Regions from separate parts of the Homo sapiens genome. Here region 1 is linked to region 2. Evidence: read pairs that join two places in POLR2A ChIA-PET (ENCODE). Cell type or tissue: Panc1. All regions are shown on one strand. Each heading gives the region's core, and the rest is flanking DNA. Links, peaks and the distances in the headings are about the cores only. Region 1 overlaps MAPKBP1 (mitogen-activated protein kinase binding protein 1). Region 2 has its middle 29 kb from the start of MGA.

What was found. Peaks named below come from ENCODE experiments on the same cell type or tissue, not always from the same donor. Only the 100,000 strongest peaks of a DNase experiment are listed, where the experiment ranks them.
Region 1: POLR2A ChIA-PET joins it to region 2 with 14 read pairs; 5 of 35 experiments call an interaction of 5 or more read pairs at or near these places.

What each region holds. Positions count from the first base shown.
Region 1 is chr15:41,797,458-41,805,790 of GRCh38, reverse strand. MAPKBP1 (mitogen-activated protein kinase binding protein 1) reads right to left here. Exons shown (of 31, transcript NM_014994.3): 3 at 5,877-5,968. Among named protein-coding and RNA genes, the nearest start is that of JMJD7, 26 kb to the left of the region's middle. In Panc1, for the core only: no CTCF peak of the experiment used is centred there; a DNase peak (open chromatin) is centred at 3,500.
Region 2 is chr15:41,626,833-41,635,165 of GRCh38, reverse strand. It overlaps a transcript of MGA not described here. Among named protein-coding and RNA genes, the nearest start is that of MGA, 29 kb to the left of the region's middle. In Panc1, for the core only: no CTCF peak of the experiment used is centred there; no DNase peak of the experiment used is centred there; H3K27ac peaks cover 3,017 bases.

The sequences.
Region 1 (8,333 bases), core at 243-8,242, 170 kb before region 2:
TCCCTGGCGAATACCCTACAGCAAGTAAGAAGGTAGCTCTGTGTTCCTTCAGCTCAGGTGTCACGAGAACACAGTTCAGGAGGAGAATTCTGTCACACCCAGTGCAATGCTTCAAAGCTGAGGATCTCAGAATCAATTTTAACATGGGCTGAGGAAATGGAGGGCCTCCTCAGGAGAGCAGGGGTTCCCTCTTCTCCTCCCCACTTAAATCAACCAAGAGGTCTCTTCTTAGCTGCCAGATACACCCCGTCACCTTGCTGGGACACTTCCCATCCCAGCGGGAGAGGAGCAGCTGTGCGCAGGGCACTCACCCAGGCCATTCTGGCATAGGAGCCAGGAGAAACCCATTCTCAGGACTGGGCACAGGGGCACAGGGGCACAGGGGCTGTGCTGGGCTTGAAGGCCCATCAACCTTCCACCAGCTGGCTGAGGAAAAGGCCCAACTCAATTAAGGGTGTTCAACTCAATTAAGTCTCTCAAAGGGGCTGTCTGGCATCCTCTAGTAGGGGGGCTTCCCGTGGGGAAACAACGGCCAAGGGATGTAGGAGCCACTAGGACAGGCTCCATGCTCAGCCTGGAGCTCCTACCCACCTCTGCCTGACACACTGCCCACCCTCCTTTCCTGTGCTGTTCCATTTCCTTTCAGAAAACTTTGTTTTGGTTTGATATTCGCCTCCGGGCCTCAGAGAATTTTCTGAGTTTTGTTTCTCTCCTTGTTTCTAGGATACCTGAGCTGGCTCCCAAAGCAACAGGCACAGGAGGAACAAGAGCGTGGGGGCTGGGGGCAGTGTAAGGATGATCAGATAAGAAAAGCAGGGAGACAAGGAGGGAGGTGAAGAACCTGCTTGTGCTCACACAGAATCTGGTGGCCCCCAACATCACAGCAGCACATCAGGGAGTTCTAGAACACAGCAAAACTCAAACACCCAGAAAAGAAGCCATTTGCACAGACAACTTCAAGTTCTAAGAAATCAAAAGGTCAGGGAACAGATTAGGGGCACTGCCCAGGGATGGCCTAAGCCAAGCATACACGCTTAGGAAACCTACTAGAGGTTCCATCAGGAAAGCCTGTACACCATCTGGAAGGATCATGACTCCCAGGCACATGCACTGGGCTGAGACCTGCTCATAAACATGCATAAGCACATGCCCTTAAAGGCCAGGCCTGGAGTCCAGGGGTGTGTGAGGAAGAAAGCGGGCAGGACTCCACACTCTCCAGGGCAGGGACACAGGTCTCAGCATGCACCAAGCAGCACCCCAAGGCCTTTTTTGCCTGTGCTACATCCAGCCCCAGCCCCACCTCCAACAAGAGGGAACCTGGCTTTCCCAGGCAGAGGCAAGAACAAGTGGAATTCCCCTGAGGCAGGCTGCACAAACTTATCCAGTAGAGAGGTCTTTCCATCAGCTTGCTTCTCTAGGGGAAAATGGAGCCTAGCCCAGCCTTTGCCAGGCAGAGCCCGTGTGGCTCCCACAGCACCCTTACTGCAGCCATTAAACACCAGAGGACCACTTGGGAGAGACACTGACCCCAAACCCAGGGGCAGAAGTCTCCCTTGCACAGACTGAGCTGCCCATAAATGGGGCTCTTCTCATTCAAAGGGCAGGTAGGCAGCTTAGAGGAAAAGCAATTTGTTAAAAATAAGCAGAAAGTGGCCGGGCACAGTGGCTCACACCTGTAATCCCAGCACTTTGGGAGGCCAATGTGGGCAGATCACCTAAGGTCGGGAGTTTGAGACCAGCCTGACCAACATGGAGAAACCCCATCTCTACTAAAAATACAAAATTAGCTGGGCATGATGGCGCATGCCTGTAATCCCAGCTACTCTGGAGGCTGAGGCAGGAGAATTGCTTGAACCCAGGAGGCGGAGGTTGCGGTGAGCTGAGATCGTGCCATTGCACTCCAGCCTGGGCAAGAAGAATGAAACTCTGTCTCAAAAAAAAACAGTGTGGTCTCCCCCTACTCTGTGCCATTTTAACAATCAGAGCTCTACAGTCATACTACTTGGGTTAGAACCCCATTACACACACTAGCTATGTTACCTCAAGCAAACTCCTTAACCCTTTTGGTTTTTTTAAGAGGCAGGGTTTCACTGTGTCACCCAAGCTGGAGTGCAATGGCACGATCATAGTTCACTGCAGCCTTCACCTCCTGGGCTCAAGCAATCCTCCTGCCTCAGCCTCCCCAGTTGCTAGGACTACAGGCACATGCCACCATACCCAGCTAATTTTTTTTATTTTTACTTTTTGGTAGAGACAGGGTTCTCACTATGTTGCCCAGGCTGGTTTCAAATTCTTGGTCTCAAGCAATCCTCCCACCTTGGCTTCCCAAAGCCACTGCACCCTGCCTGCTTAACCTTTTTTTTTTTTTTTTTTTTTTGAGATGGAGTCTTGCTCAGCCGCTCAGGCTGGAGTGCAGTGGCACGATCTCGGCTCACTGCAACCACCGTCTCCCAGGTTCAAGCGATTCTCCCAGCTCAGCCTCCCGAGTAACTGGGACTACCAGCACCCGCCATCACGCCAGGCTAATTTTTGTATTTTGCTAGAGACAAGATTTCACCATGTTGGCCAGGCTGGTCTTGAACTCCTGACCTCAGGTGATCCGCCCACCTTGCCCTCCCAAAGTGCTAGGATTATAGGCGTGAGCCACTGCACTTGGCCTGCTTGACCTCTTTGGATCTCAATTTCCTCCTCTAAAATATGAGGGTGATAATAGTTGCTCAGAGTATTAAATAATTCATATAAAGTGCTTAAAAAGTACCTGGCATAGAATAAGTACAGTCATACGTCACATAATAACATTTTGGTCAACAGCGAAGGGCATGTATGACAGTAGTCCCGTAAGATTATAATGGAGCTAAAATATTCCTGTCACTTAGTGACATCTTGATGATCCTGACCCTATGTAGTTCTATGCGCTAGGCTAATGTGTGTGTTTGTGTCTTTGTTTTTAACAAAAAAGTTTAAAAAGTTAAAAACAACATTTAAAGCTTATAGAAGATAAAAAGAAAATACTTTTGGGTCAGGCACAGTAGCTCATGCCTGTAATGCCAGCACTTTGGGAGGCCAAGGAGGGCTGATCACTTGAGGTCATTAGTTCAAGACCAGCCTGGCCAACATGGCGAAACCCCATCTCTACTAAAAATACAAAAATTAGCCAGGCGTGGTGGCAGGAGCCTGTAATCCCAACTACTCAGGAGGCTGAGGCAGGAGAATCACTTGAACCCAGGAGGCAGAGGTTGCAGTGAGCTAAGATCGTGCCACTGCATTCCAGCCTGGGTGACAGAGGGAGACTCCATCTCGGAAAAAAGATAAAAGAAAGATATTTTTGTATAGCTGTACTGTGTTTGTGTTTTAAGCTAAGTGTTACTACAAGAGTCAAGAAGTTAAAAAAAAAAGTTTATAAAATGTAAGAAAGTTACAGTAAGTTAGGTTAATCTATTATTGAATGTATGTTTTTAAAATAAATTTAGTATGGCCAAGTGTACAGTGTTTGTAAAGTGTACAGTAATGTTTCTGGCACTCACACTCACTCACCACTCACTCACTGACTCACCCAGAACAACTTCCAGTCCTGGAAACTCCATTCATGGTAAGTGCCTTATACAGGTGTGCCTTTTTAAAATATATTTTATATGATATTTTAACCATACTTTTTCTATGTTTAAATATACAAATACCATTGTCTTAGGATTATGTACAGTATTCAGTACAGTAACCTGCTGTGCAGGTTTGTAGCCCAGGCGCAACCGGCTACACCATGTAGCCTAGGTATGTAGTAGGCTATACCATCTAGGGTTTGTGTAAGTATACTCTGTAATGTTCACTCAACAACGAAACTGCCAAATGACACATTTCTCAGAACATATCCCCATCATTAAGTGACACATGACTGTACTTGATTGATAAAGGTAGCTTTTTTTGGTGGTGGCTTGTTTTTTTTTAAGACAGAGTCTCTCTTTGTCGCCCAGGCTGGAGTGCAGTGGCGAAATCTGCACTCACTGCAACCTCCACCTCCTGGGTTCAAGTGATTCTCATGCTTCAGCCTCCCAAGCAGCTGGGACTACCAGCACCCGCCATCACACCCAGCAAATTTTTTTATGTTTTTAGTAGAGACAGGGTTTCAACATGTTGGCCAGGCTGGTCTCCAACTCCTGACCTCAAGTGATCCGCCCACCTTGGCCTCCCAAGGTACTGGGATTATAGGCGTGAGCCACCGGGCCCAGCCTGATAAAGGAAGCTTTTTTGATGAGGTGATAAAACTAAGCAAATCATGTATCTAGTATAAAAACTATAAAAGTTGCTATGAAAATTACATTGGGGAATGAACTAGGCATTAACAAGTTAATGGTAGAGTAAGAAAGGTACAGCAGTAGCGCTACTCATTTTCACATTCCTGTGCCTATCAGCATGGAACAGAGTGAGCCAGAAGCAGGAGGGGTTCCAAGCTTTCTCCAGAAGCCTGAAGAAACTATGGTTGGAGGTTTCCCACTTGTAGGAGCAGAGGAGTGAAAAGGCAGCAAGAGAAAGAATAGTAGCCCCACTCCCCTACTTCTCTTCTATGGCACTGATCTCTCTCAAAGTGACTAGAACAGGCGAATATTCATAATAGCTAAGAAGTAGAAACAACCCAAATGTCCATCAACTGAAGAATAGATAAAATGTGCTACATCCATCCAGTGGAATATTATTCAGCCACAAAAAGGAATAAGGTAGCGATACATGCTGTGACATAGATTAACCCTGAAAACATTATGCTGGCCAGGCGTGGTGGCTCACGCCTGTAATCCCAGCACTTTGGGAAGCTGAAGCGGGAGGACTGCTTGAGCCCAGGAGTTCGAAACTAGCCTAGGCAATAGAGTTAGACCCTGTCTCTACAAAAAAATGGAAAAATTAGCTGGGCATGGTGGCACACACCCATAGCTCCAGCTATTCAGGAGGCTAAGGCAGGAGGCTGAGGCTGCAGTCAGCCATGATCATACCACTGCACTCCAGGCTGGGCAACAAAAAGAAGCCAGTTACAAAAGGCCAAATACAGTGTTACCTGATTCCGTTTATATGAAATATCCAGAATAGGCAAATTAATGGAGACAGTGGTTGCCTAGGGATGAAGGTCTGGTAAGGTGGGGGTGGGAATGAAAAGTGACTGATAGGAATGGGGCCAGGCACAGTGGCTCACGCCTGTAATCCCAGCACTTTGGGTGGCTGAGGCAGGTGGATGGCTTGAGCTCAGGAGTTCAACACCAGCCTGGGCAATGTGGTGAAACCCCATCTCTACAAAAAATTAGCCAGGCATGGGGCAGTGCGCCTGTAGTCCCAGCTACTCGGGAGACTGAGGTGGGAGGATTGCTTGAGTGTCGGAGGCGGAGGTGCAGTGAGCCAACATCGAGCCACTGCACTCCAGCCTAGGCAACAGAGCCAGAACCTGTCTCAAAAAAAAAAGGGAACAAGGTCATGAAAATGTCCTAAATTTGATTGTGGTGATGGGTGCACAACTCTGTGAATATACTAAAAAACTACTGAATTGGGTATTTTAAATAGTGAGTTATATGGTATGTGAATTACATCTCAATAAAGCTGTTTTTTAAATGACTGGAAGGTAGTTACTGAAGATGGTGCTGGGAACTGTGTGTAACATAAAGTGTAAATCTGTGTGTGGGAGGTGGGGTAGATAACTGAAAAGCAGCACAGGATGGCAACAATGACAGCACCCGACAAAGAACCTTTACCTGGTCCTGCGTCTCTTTACAAAAATGACAACAAAACATTAACCTGTATCTATCTTCCAGAAGATACCAGAAAATCCCTGCCCATCCCAACTGCTCTAGCGTGGCTATAAATTCCCATGCATCAAGATCTCTTCCAAGGCGCTTACTTACCCTGCTGGGTAAGCAACTAAACCTGATCGGGGGTCACAGGCAAGTCCTCTGCCTCCAGACACTGTAATTCCCAGCACCTTCTCCAAGGTCACCTGTTAGAGGAAGAGAGAAGTGACATGTTACAGACAGAGTGTGTTTGGGAAGAAGGTGCTGAAGGTACTTGGGACCATCCTGAGGCACTGGCTACTTTCCAGACACCCATGTTTTCAGGAGAATGGAGCTATGACTTCTGCAGCTTCTTCTGTTCTGCCCACCGGGCTTCTTGATCACACGGGAAAAACCCAGCGTGCATCACCTATTTTCGGCAGGGCTCAGTCTGCTGGTACCACAGGAAAGAACACCAACTCGTTAAAGCATAACTCATGGCCACAGAGGAACAAGCATTCCCCAAAACCAGGAAGGTACCATGTATAAGCTAGAGCCTGGGATCCCCAGACTAGACTCTTGGGTCTGTGAGACTTGGGTGAGGCCACTGATCTTTGTGCTTTGGCAGGCATGAAGGAAAGGCCACTCTGACCTACCAAGAGCCAAAAGAATGTTAGGTATCAATTAGGTGACTCAGAATATCCCTGACCTTTGCATTCTATCATGTTCTTCCCCTCTGTCAGAGGGCTCCACCTCCCAAATGTCTGCCAGTTCATACAGACTACACTCCAAGGAGGCAGAAACAGGGCTTAATGCTGTGTTCTACAAAGCACCGATGCTCAGGGTACTCTAATTATTATTACTAAGCCGCAACTCCCACAGAGATGAAAGATAAAATGCTCAGAGATTCAGAGAGGACACGGCCACGGGAGACACTCATCACTCTCATCATTAGTATTGTTACCCCACACTGTCTGCAGGCCTCAGGACCCACACGAACTAACCTCAAATTAATTCATTGGTCTTTCTGCTAGATGATGCCAAGTGAGATTGAGACTTCCCTCTAACCTCTTGCTGTCACTCCATGTCATCCTCTGCTCTGGGTCTTTCACTTGCTGCTCCAGGTCTTTACCTGCTCCAGGACTGTGCACTCCCTGCACTGGCTCTGCTCAAGAATGTCCCTGATCTCCCCTGGCTCAGAGAGTGGGGCTTCAGAATGCAGGACGGACATGTGAACAGGCTAGACAGCACTCTGCTATGAAAACACCGAACCTGAGGAGAGTCTCAGAGGCCCTAAGAGGGCAATGTAAACCAGAAACACTTAGGGTGGATGCTTGTGGCAGGGCGGTCTATTCTTAGTCCAGGCCAGTTTCTAGAGAGGGGAGGCTCAGAATCAATTAGGACAGTTTTGGAGTTTCTCCTTCTCTCTTATTGCTCCAACCGCAGAATTAAAAGTACTCCTAGAGGGGCCAGGTACAATTGCTCACGCCTGTAATCCCAGCACTTTGGGAGGCCAAGGTGGGCAGATCACTTGAGGTCAGAAGTTTGAGACCAGCCTGGCCAACATAGTGAAACCTCATCTCTACTAAAAATACAAAAATTAGCCAGGCATGGTGGTTGGTGCCTGTAATCCCAGCTAATCAGGAGGCTGAGGCATGAGATTCATTTGAACCTGGGAGGTGGAGGTTGCAGTGAGCCGAGATCACGCCATTGCACTCCAGCCTGGGTGACACAGCGAGACGCCATCTCAAAAAGTACTCCTAGAGAACCTGTTTAGATTTTTTTTTTTTTTTTTTTTTTGAGACAGAGTCTCACTCTGTCACCCAGGCTGGAGTGCAGTGGCACCATCTCGGCTCACTGCAAGCTCCACCTCCCGGGTTCACGCCATTCTCCTGCCTCAGCCTCCTGAGTAGCTGGGACTACAGGCACCCGCCACCACACCCTGCTAGTTTTTTGTATTTTCAGTAGAGACAGGGTTTCACCATGTTAGCCAGGATGGTCTCGATCTCCTGACCTCGTGATCCGCCCGCCTCGGCCTCCCAAAGTACTGGGATTACAGGCATGAGCCACCGCACCCGGCTGAACCTGTTTAAATTCTTATCTCTGAAGATCGTTTTAGCTTGAATTAGGTTGGAAGGAAATGCCCTGTGGTGGCCGAAGACCAAAATAAGTCTCCTGAGATGTTACATTTAATACCTATTCCCCAGAAAGGTCCCCAAGGTTATCTGTGTATCTTGGGGATGCAGATGAGGAATTCTAACATGTGTCTGCTCACTGGTAGATGTGGTTTCAATACAGAGCAGCAACCCACAGCCACCTGGCAAGCACCAAACTTGCCAATTACCCTTGCGCCGATCTGAGGCACTAAACCTAGTGTGGAACAAAGTAACTTTGGCCTTCTCTATACATTCTTGATAGGTTCCCCTAACTTATGCCTCCTCTACTTTTTCTCAGCTTAATGAACCACTGGGATCTAGTCACCTATTACTGACTGGAGAGCAACAAAATCATCCTGGGGAAGTCTGGGGGATACTCAGTTTAAGTCACCAGTCATCCTGGCACTGAACCTTCAACTCTCCCAGAGGAGGGGAT
Region 2 (8,333 bases), core at 202-8,201:
GATGGGGTTTTGCCATGTTGGCCAGGATGGTCTCGAACTCCTGACCTTAAGTGATCCAACTGCCTCAGCCTCCCTAGGTGCTGGGATTACACACGTGAGCCACCACACCCAGCCAATTTCCACTCTTAATTATAAACTTCAGCCCTGATTACCTCACCTCTGAACTATGTCATCCTAATAATCTCCTAAGTGTTCTTACTTCAAACTATTCTCATCACCACTGCAAAATCAAATATTTTTCCAAGTACTATTTTTTCATTAACACTCTCCTGCTCAAAAACCTTCAAGGGACAAGATAAAAATACCTGCTCCTTAGCCTGAAGCTCGAGGTCTCAATGGTGGGACCATAACCCTCCCTCCCTCTCTTTAACTTCATGGTCTATCATACTCAAACAAAACCTCATTCTAACCAAACGCTCCCTGAACATACATTATATGCATTTACCATCATTTGGCCTTAGCTCACAATACTCATCCCTCTATCTCACCAAACAATCTTCATACCCAGCAACTCCTCTAAATCACCATTTCTCCTGCAAATAAAGTTCTACCTCAGTAAGGGGAAGGAAAGGGGAAGGATGTCTCCTGAGGAAACAACATGAGCAAAGGCACAGAAGATAAAACATGTATATGATATTCAAACATACATACACACACACATACATAAACATACACAAATATTTAGTGTCCCATGACTGAGCACAGAGGCATAATGAGATGACAGGAGATAAAGCCATTCAGCAGGAAGATTAAGAGTCATGTGACCCTATGCAAATCATTTAACCTCTCTGGGCTTTAGTTTCCTCATTTGCAAAATGAAATAACAGTGTCCATGGCATAGGGTTGTGGCAGTTTATTCATTCACTCAGCAAACATTATTAAGCACTTACTTTGTGCTTGCTAGGTACTACAAAAACAGCAGCAAACAGGACAAAAATCCCTGTCCTCATGGTACTCGAATTTTAGTAGGGGAAACATCAAACAAGGAAAATAAATAAATACATGATGTAATATGGTGTGTTATATACTGTGATGCTACAGAAAAAAATAAAGCAGGGAAGAGAGATGGGGAAGAAATCAAAATAGGAACCAAGGCATTCAAATCAAAATCTGAATTGAGGGAACAAGCTATGCAGTATTCCAGACAGAGGAAACCAGAAATGAAAGGGTATATGCCCAGCATGAACAAGGAAAAGCAAGGAGATGAAGAAGCTGGAGCAGAGATTAAGGAAGGGAGTGTTAAGAGATAAGGTCAGAGAAGTAAGAGGGGAGCAGCTCACATACAACCTTAAAGGCCGTTGTAAGGATTTTAGCTTTTATTTTGCCAGAAATAGGAAGTCACTGTAAGGTTTTGAGCAGAGGAACGATATGACTGGACTTTAACAGCATCAGCATCTCCAATCTGACAGCTTCTCTCTGCTGCCATATTAAGAATATATCACAGGCCGGGCACAGTGGCTCACACCTGTAATCCCAGCACTTTGGGAAGCCAAGGTGGGTGGATCACTTGATTTCAGGAGTTCCAGACCAGCCTGGGCAACATGGCAAAAACCCGTCTCTACTAAAAATACAGAAATTAGCCAAGTATTGTGGCTCAATCTCAATTCAGATTTTGATTTCTTCCCCATCTCTCTTCCCTGCTTTATTTTTTTCTGTAACATCACAGTTACATTGGTCCCAGCTACTAGGGAGGCAGAGGTGGGAGGATCACTTGAGCCCAGGAGGCAGAGGTTGCAGTGAACCAAGACTGCACCACTGCACTCCAGCCTGGGCAACAGAGCAAGACTCTGTCTCAAAAAAAAAAAAAAAAATACCATAGGAGGGCAATGTCAGGAAGAGACTACTTAGGCGATTAAATAATGATCCTTAACACAATGCCTGGCATATAGTAATCTTCCCTTAACAGGTGGCTACCAGGCTGGGCGTGGTGGCTCACACCTGTAATCCTAGCACTTTGGGAGGCCAAGGCAGGGGGGATCACAAGGTCAGGAGATCAAGACCATCCTGGCTAACGCAGTGAAACCCCGTCTCTACTAAAAATACAAAATTAGCCAGGCGTGGTGGCACGCGCCTGTAGTCTCAGCTACTCGGGAGGCTGAGGCAGAAGAATCGCTTGAACCCGGGAGGCAGAGGTTGCAGTGAGCTGAGATCATGTCATTGCACTCCAGCCTGGGCGACAGAGCGAGACTCCGTCTCAAAAAAAAAAAAAAAATTACATGAAATTCAAATTTCAGTGTCTATATATAAAGTTTCCTGAAACACAGCCATTTCATTTGTTTGTGTATTATTGTCTGTGGCTGCTTTTGTGCTGTTATCTAGCAAATGGGCTCTCTGCCCATTATGCATTGAAGCCAATACTATGGCACCAGCTTTTTTTTTTTTCCCTATCTCCTACAGGAAGGAGACCTCCTACAGGTAGGAGGCACCAGCTTTTGAGAAAAGAAACGCTTTATTGCAAGGCAGACTAGTGAGGAAACAGGAGGCCCAGCTCAAATCTATCTCCCTGATTTGGAGTCTGGGACAAGTTTTAAGAGGTTGGAGGGCAAGGGAAAAGACCTGGAAATGTTGGCTTGCCAAGGTCTGATTGGAGGGCTTCAAACTTAACCATTTCGGTAAGGTATGCTGAGGCAAATTTTAGCCCTGGATCTTTACGGCCAATGGACCCGCTGCTTCTGAAAAGGTTCCAGCATTCAAGTTCTGGTCATGTCCCAGACTTCTTGGTTCTGCTGGGGGAGGAGAGGAGGGATGTTGGTTCTGGGTGCTGTTAAAGATCAAAGCTTTTTCTATTGTGCATGCCCAGGCTACATGACTTGCAATCTTGGCTCTTTTATATCTACAAAGTAACCTGACATTCTGTTATCAACAGAGTAGACACTCTCTGGGCTGGTCCTGCAGTTTACTACCACAACAGAATTGAGTAGTACTTAAAAGAAACGCTAAGGTCCATACATTAAAATATTTACTATCTAGTCCTCTACAGAAAACATTTGCCAACCCCTCATCTAGAGGCCTGAAAGTAGTACACACATGTATCATGGATAAAACAAGTTGCGTATGAGGGAGACATATGACGTGAGATAAACTATGAGGTAGTGAGCTTTATGTGTCAAGCTAAGTAAGGAGTCTGAACTTGTCTCAACTTGATTCCATTTACTATGCAAAGCCACTAAAGAATTTTATTGAGAGTAATATGATCAGATAAACCTATGTAAAGACAATTATCTTTTTTCTAAATGTATCTGAGCTAAAAAAACAACACTTGCCATTTAAAAAAAAAGAAACATAGAAGCATATCAACACGCTAACAGTGATAGCTGGCATATTAGAAATTATTATTTGTGCTTATGTATTTATCTTCTCAAAAAAAAGCCACTTTTATAATTCAAATATGAAAATACATACTTTTTTTTCTGTTCAGTTGGTTGCCTTTAATGAAAATACATACTTTTAAATTCAGATTCATATACACACACAAAATTTGTTCTCCAGGTTCTCTTTCTCCCCCTCCACCCCTTTAAGTGGAAAGACAAAGTATGCGGAGGAGGAACCTACACATAGCAAAAAAAAGAAAGTGTGCCTCTGTCACACTTGTAAAGGATAAATGACATTCTACCATTTCAAATTATGTATTTTATTTTTTATTTTTCATTTCTATGTTTTCATAGAGACAGGGTCTCGCTATGTTGCCCAGGTTGGTCTCGAACTCCTAGCCTCAAGCAATCCTCCTTCCTTGGCTTCCCAAAGTGCTGGGATTACAGGTGTGGGCCTATGTACTTTCTTTATAGACATGAAATGAAAAAATGCTTGGATGCAACATTGTGACAGAGAACTCTTCTTATATATGGCTTTTATCATATCAAACAAAGAGCTAAATCAATATCTTATTGAAACTAGAAACGTTAAAGGATAAGAGAAAATGCAGAACTTCAAGTCAAATTAAAATGTTGAAAACTGATATAAGACTGCATATAACCCTGAGAATATAATTATGGGCTTAAGAAATGCAGTCCCTGATTTATACTACAGTACTTTGCACTTACGGATATATTGCTTGTTAAGATTAAATTCCTTCCTATGTTTCAGTTCCTCAATTAAATTGTCAAGGCCTCATGTGCAAAGAATGCCTTTTATTTCTTTTGTGTGTCCCCCACACTGTACCTCATACAATACCCATATATGGCAAGTACTCAATACATGCTTATGATTGAATGACAAAATAATCAACCCTACTTTGGACTCACAGGCTGAAAAATCTTCACACCTACAATTCACACCAGTAAGCCTCCTTCTATCCAACAATTTAAAGGACATTCCTGGGGTGAGTACTGCTGATTCTACTGGATTTATTACATTAGGTTCCATCTCCAGCAAAGAGCTCAAAGTACACGTGTACTGTTAAAATAGAATTCCCGACTACTGAGAAGCTGGGTGGAAAAGTGGGCAAGTGAAGGAAAAATCTATTATAATAGCCTGCCTCCAAAGAATAAGCATTATTCAGCCCTAGAGAATAAAACATTCCTAATATGTCTCTGAACTAAGACTTCTAACTGACATTTCACTAAACTTTGTACTGGCTAAATTATGCCACAATGAATATCACTAAAACCAACAACTTGACATAATAAAAAGATCCTAAAAATCTCAGCTAATGATCCATATGATCGTGTATTGTAAGATTTAGTTTTTAATTACTTACTCTTTGGCCAAAGCAAAACTTTTAAACTTTTTCAATGCATTATGATTAAGCATCTACCACATGCCAAGCACTGGGAAAACAAATGAATTTTTTTAAAAGCCAAAATGCCAACTGATTTTGTATTTTGCTATAAATTGAAGTATAAGCAACAGCACTGAGGAAGTACCATGCAGTGAAGGGGTCAATTTTATCCGTCGAAATTGGGGAAAATTACATAGCAAATTTAAGGTGGATATTGAAGACTGAGTAGGAGTTTGAGGCAGGGCAGCAGGAGGAGAAAGAGTATTCCAGGCCAAAAGGGGGTTATAAAAGAGCCAAGCACATTGGGCACGGTAGGTGTGATAAAGAGGAGAAAAGATAAAAAGGAGCGAGATGATGTAGAGTACTCAGACAATGAAGGCTCTGGTATGCTAAGCGAAGAAGTCTGGGGGTTTATGTCCTCAAACAATGGAGAGAAAGTAGAAATCTTCAGGCAGGAAAGTGACAAAAACATGAGGATTCAAGTAACAGGAAGAGCCTAGTAACATTATAATCATCTCAAAGGCATTATTCAGTGTTATACTATTTACATGTTGCTCAGTCAATTTGGTCCTGATACCAATACAAAAGAAATTTAAGTATATATTACAATCTATTCCACTCTATGATATCAGTAGTCTCAGGGCTCAGTCATTAGCCCTCTTCTTTACTCCCTAGCTGACCTAACCAGTTACATGTTTTTGTTTTCAGTTTTGTTTTTTTGAGACAGGATCTCCATTTGTCGCGCAGGCTGGAGTGCAGTGGCATGATCATGGCTCATTGTAGCTTCAACCACCCAGGCTGAAGTAATCCTCCCACATCAGCTTCCCAAGTAGCTGGGGCCACAGGCACACCACCACACCCAGCTAATTTTTTTTTTTTCTTTATAGAGACAAGGTCTCACTATGTTGCAGAGGCTGGCAGTTCTATATGTTTAAACACCATCAATGTATCGATGACATCCCAAAGGTATATTCGCAACCCTGATCTTGACCCTAGGCTCTAGAATTTAATAGTCAGCTGCCTACTCAATGGCTATTCCTGGATATCTAGCAGGCATCTCAAGCTCCAAACATCTAAACACTTCATCCAAACTAGCTCCTTCCTGTTTCCCATCTCTGTAAATGGCACCACTGGCTCCAGCTAAAAGCCTTGTAATCATCTTTGATTACTCTCTTTCACTCACCTCCCACAGCTAATCTATCAGCAAATCCTGTTGGTTCTACCTTGAAAACATGCCCTGAATTCAATGACTTCTCACTGCATCTATCTTTATCTACCTCACTAGTCCAAGCTACTGTACCTCACAACACTCCAATGGCTTCTTTTTTTTTTTTTTTTTTTTTGAGACGAAGTCTTGCTCAGTCGCCCAGGCTGGAGTGCAGTGGCACTTTTTCAATGCATTATGATTAAGCATAAGTAGCTGCGACTACAGGCGCCCGCCACCATGGCCAGCTAATTTTTTTTGTATTTTTTAGTAGAGACAGGGTTTCACCATGTTAGCCAGGATGGTCTCGATCTCCTGACCTCATGATCCACCTGCCTCGGCCACCCAAAGTGCTGGAATTACAGGCATGAGCCACCGTGCCCGGCCTCCAACGGCTTAATTGCCTCTGCAGCAAAGCGATGTTTTGAAAACATAAATTAGGTATCATTTTTCTGCACAAAACTGTCCAATGAATACCATCAGTTAGAATAAAATCCAAAAACCTCATGGCCTGCAAGGCTCTACACAATCTGAGCCCCGCCAATTCTCAATCTCATTTCCTACTAGCATGCACCACCACCACCACCACTTCATACCCCAGCACTCTCCCAACTCTGGCACACTAGCCTTCTTGTAATTCCTTGAAAATCCCCAAACTGATTTTTGACACAAAGTCTTTGCATTACTATTCCCACCACTTCCAATTCTCCACGTTTGGGTGTGTCTTACTCTTTATCATTCAGGTCGTGTTATGTTCAAATGTTACTTCAGAGAAGCCTTGCCTGGCAACCCACCTAAAAGAACCACCAAACCCACCACCACCACTCTCTATCTCTTGTATTGTTTTCTTCATAGCTTTTTTTTTTTTTTTTTTTTTGGATACAGAGTCTTGCTCTGTCACCCAGGCTGGAGAGCAGTGGCACGATCTCAGCTCACCGCAACCTCCCGGGTTCAAGATATTCTCATGCCTCAGGCTCCCGAACAGCTAGGACTACAGGCGTGCACCACCACACCCAGCTAATTTTTTGTATTTTTTAGTAGAGACAGGGTTTCACCATGTTGGCCAAGCTGGTCTCAAACTCCTGACCTCAGGTGATCCACCTGCCTCGGCCTCCCAAAGTGCTGGGATTACAGGCATGAGCCACCATGCCTGGCCCTGAAATCATCTTTATTAGCTCATTGTCTACCAAAATATAATTTCCATGAGGGCATGGACTTTGTCCTGTTCAATGCTCAATCCTTAGCACCTGGCACGCAGTAGGGCTCATTAATTATTTGTTGTTGAATTGTAAGATATTACCTAATTGATCTCAACTATCCGATTTGTATTTTCATCCTACTATGAATAATTGAATAATTCCTTTCCTACCTTTGAATTTAGATCCAATTCTTGATTACCAGAATGTTCTTCTTAAAACAGAGTCCTAAAACAGCTTAAAGACTGTTAAAATAAGCTATATGGTACTAACGCCTTTAATTCCTTTCTACAATTAGCCCTTCAGGCAACTTCGTCATTATTTTTCCTTGATTATAATATCCACTATCCTTTTTCTGTATTATTAGGCTTGTCAATGTATTACTTATTATAAATGCTACTGGTAGACATGTGTAGAATATCAACAGATATTTACTTTTATATTGCAAGTAACAAATTTTATTAATATTAGCTATAGAAAAGCAAACATTTAAAAACAAAACTGACAGCCAAGTGATCAAGGTCACATCAATAGTGACAATCATGTTGATACTAAGTACTCTAACCCCAGTCTAATGATGAAAAAAGCATCAAATCCCAATTGAGTAACATGCTACAGAAAACCTGACTGGTATTCCTCAAAAGTGTCAAGGTCATCAAAAATAAGGAAAGTGTGAGAAACTATCATAGCCAAGAGGATCCTAAGGAGACATGACTACAAAAAGTACTGTGTTATCTTGGATGGAATAGTGAAACAAGAAAGTGACATTAGATAAAAAGGAAATCTGAATAAACTATGGACTTTCGTTAATAATAATGTATCATTATTGGTTCCTTAATTATAATAGGCTGGGTGTGGTGGCTCACACCTGTAATCCCAACAGTTTGGGAGGCCAAGGAGAGCAGATCACTTGAGCTCAGGAGACCAACCTGGGAAACATGATGAAACTCCATCTCTACCAAAAATACAAAAAAATTAGCTGGATGTGGTGGTGCACGCCTGTAATCCCAGCTACTTGGGTGGCTGAGACACGAGAATCACCTGTTATTCCAGCTACTCAGGAGGCTGAAGTGGGAGGATCACTTGAACCCAGGAGGCAGAGGCTGCAGTAAGCAGAGATAGTGCCATTTGCGCTCCAGCCTGGGTGACAGAGAGAGACTCCATCTCAAAAACTAAAATAAATTATTTTAATTATAGTAAATATACTATACTAACA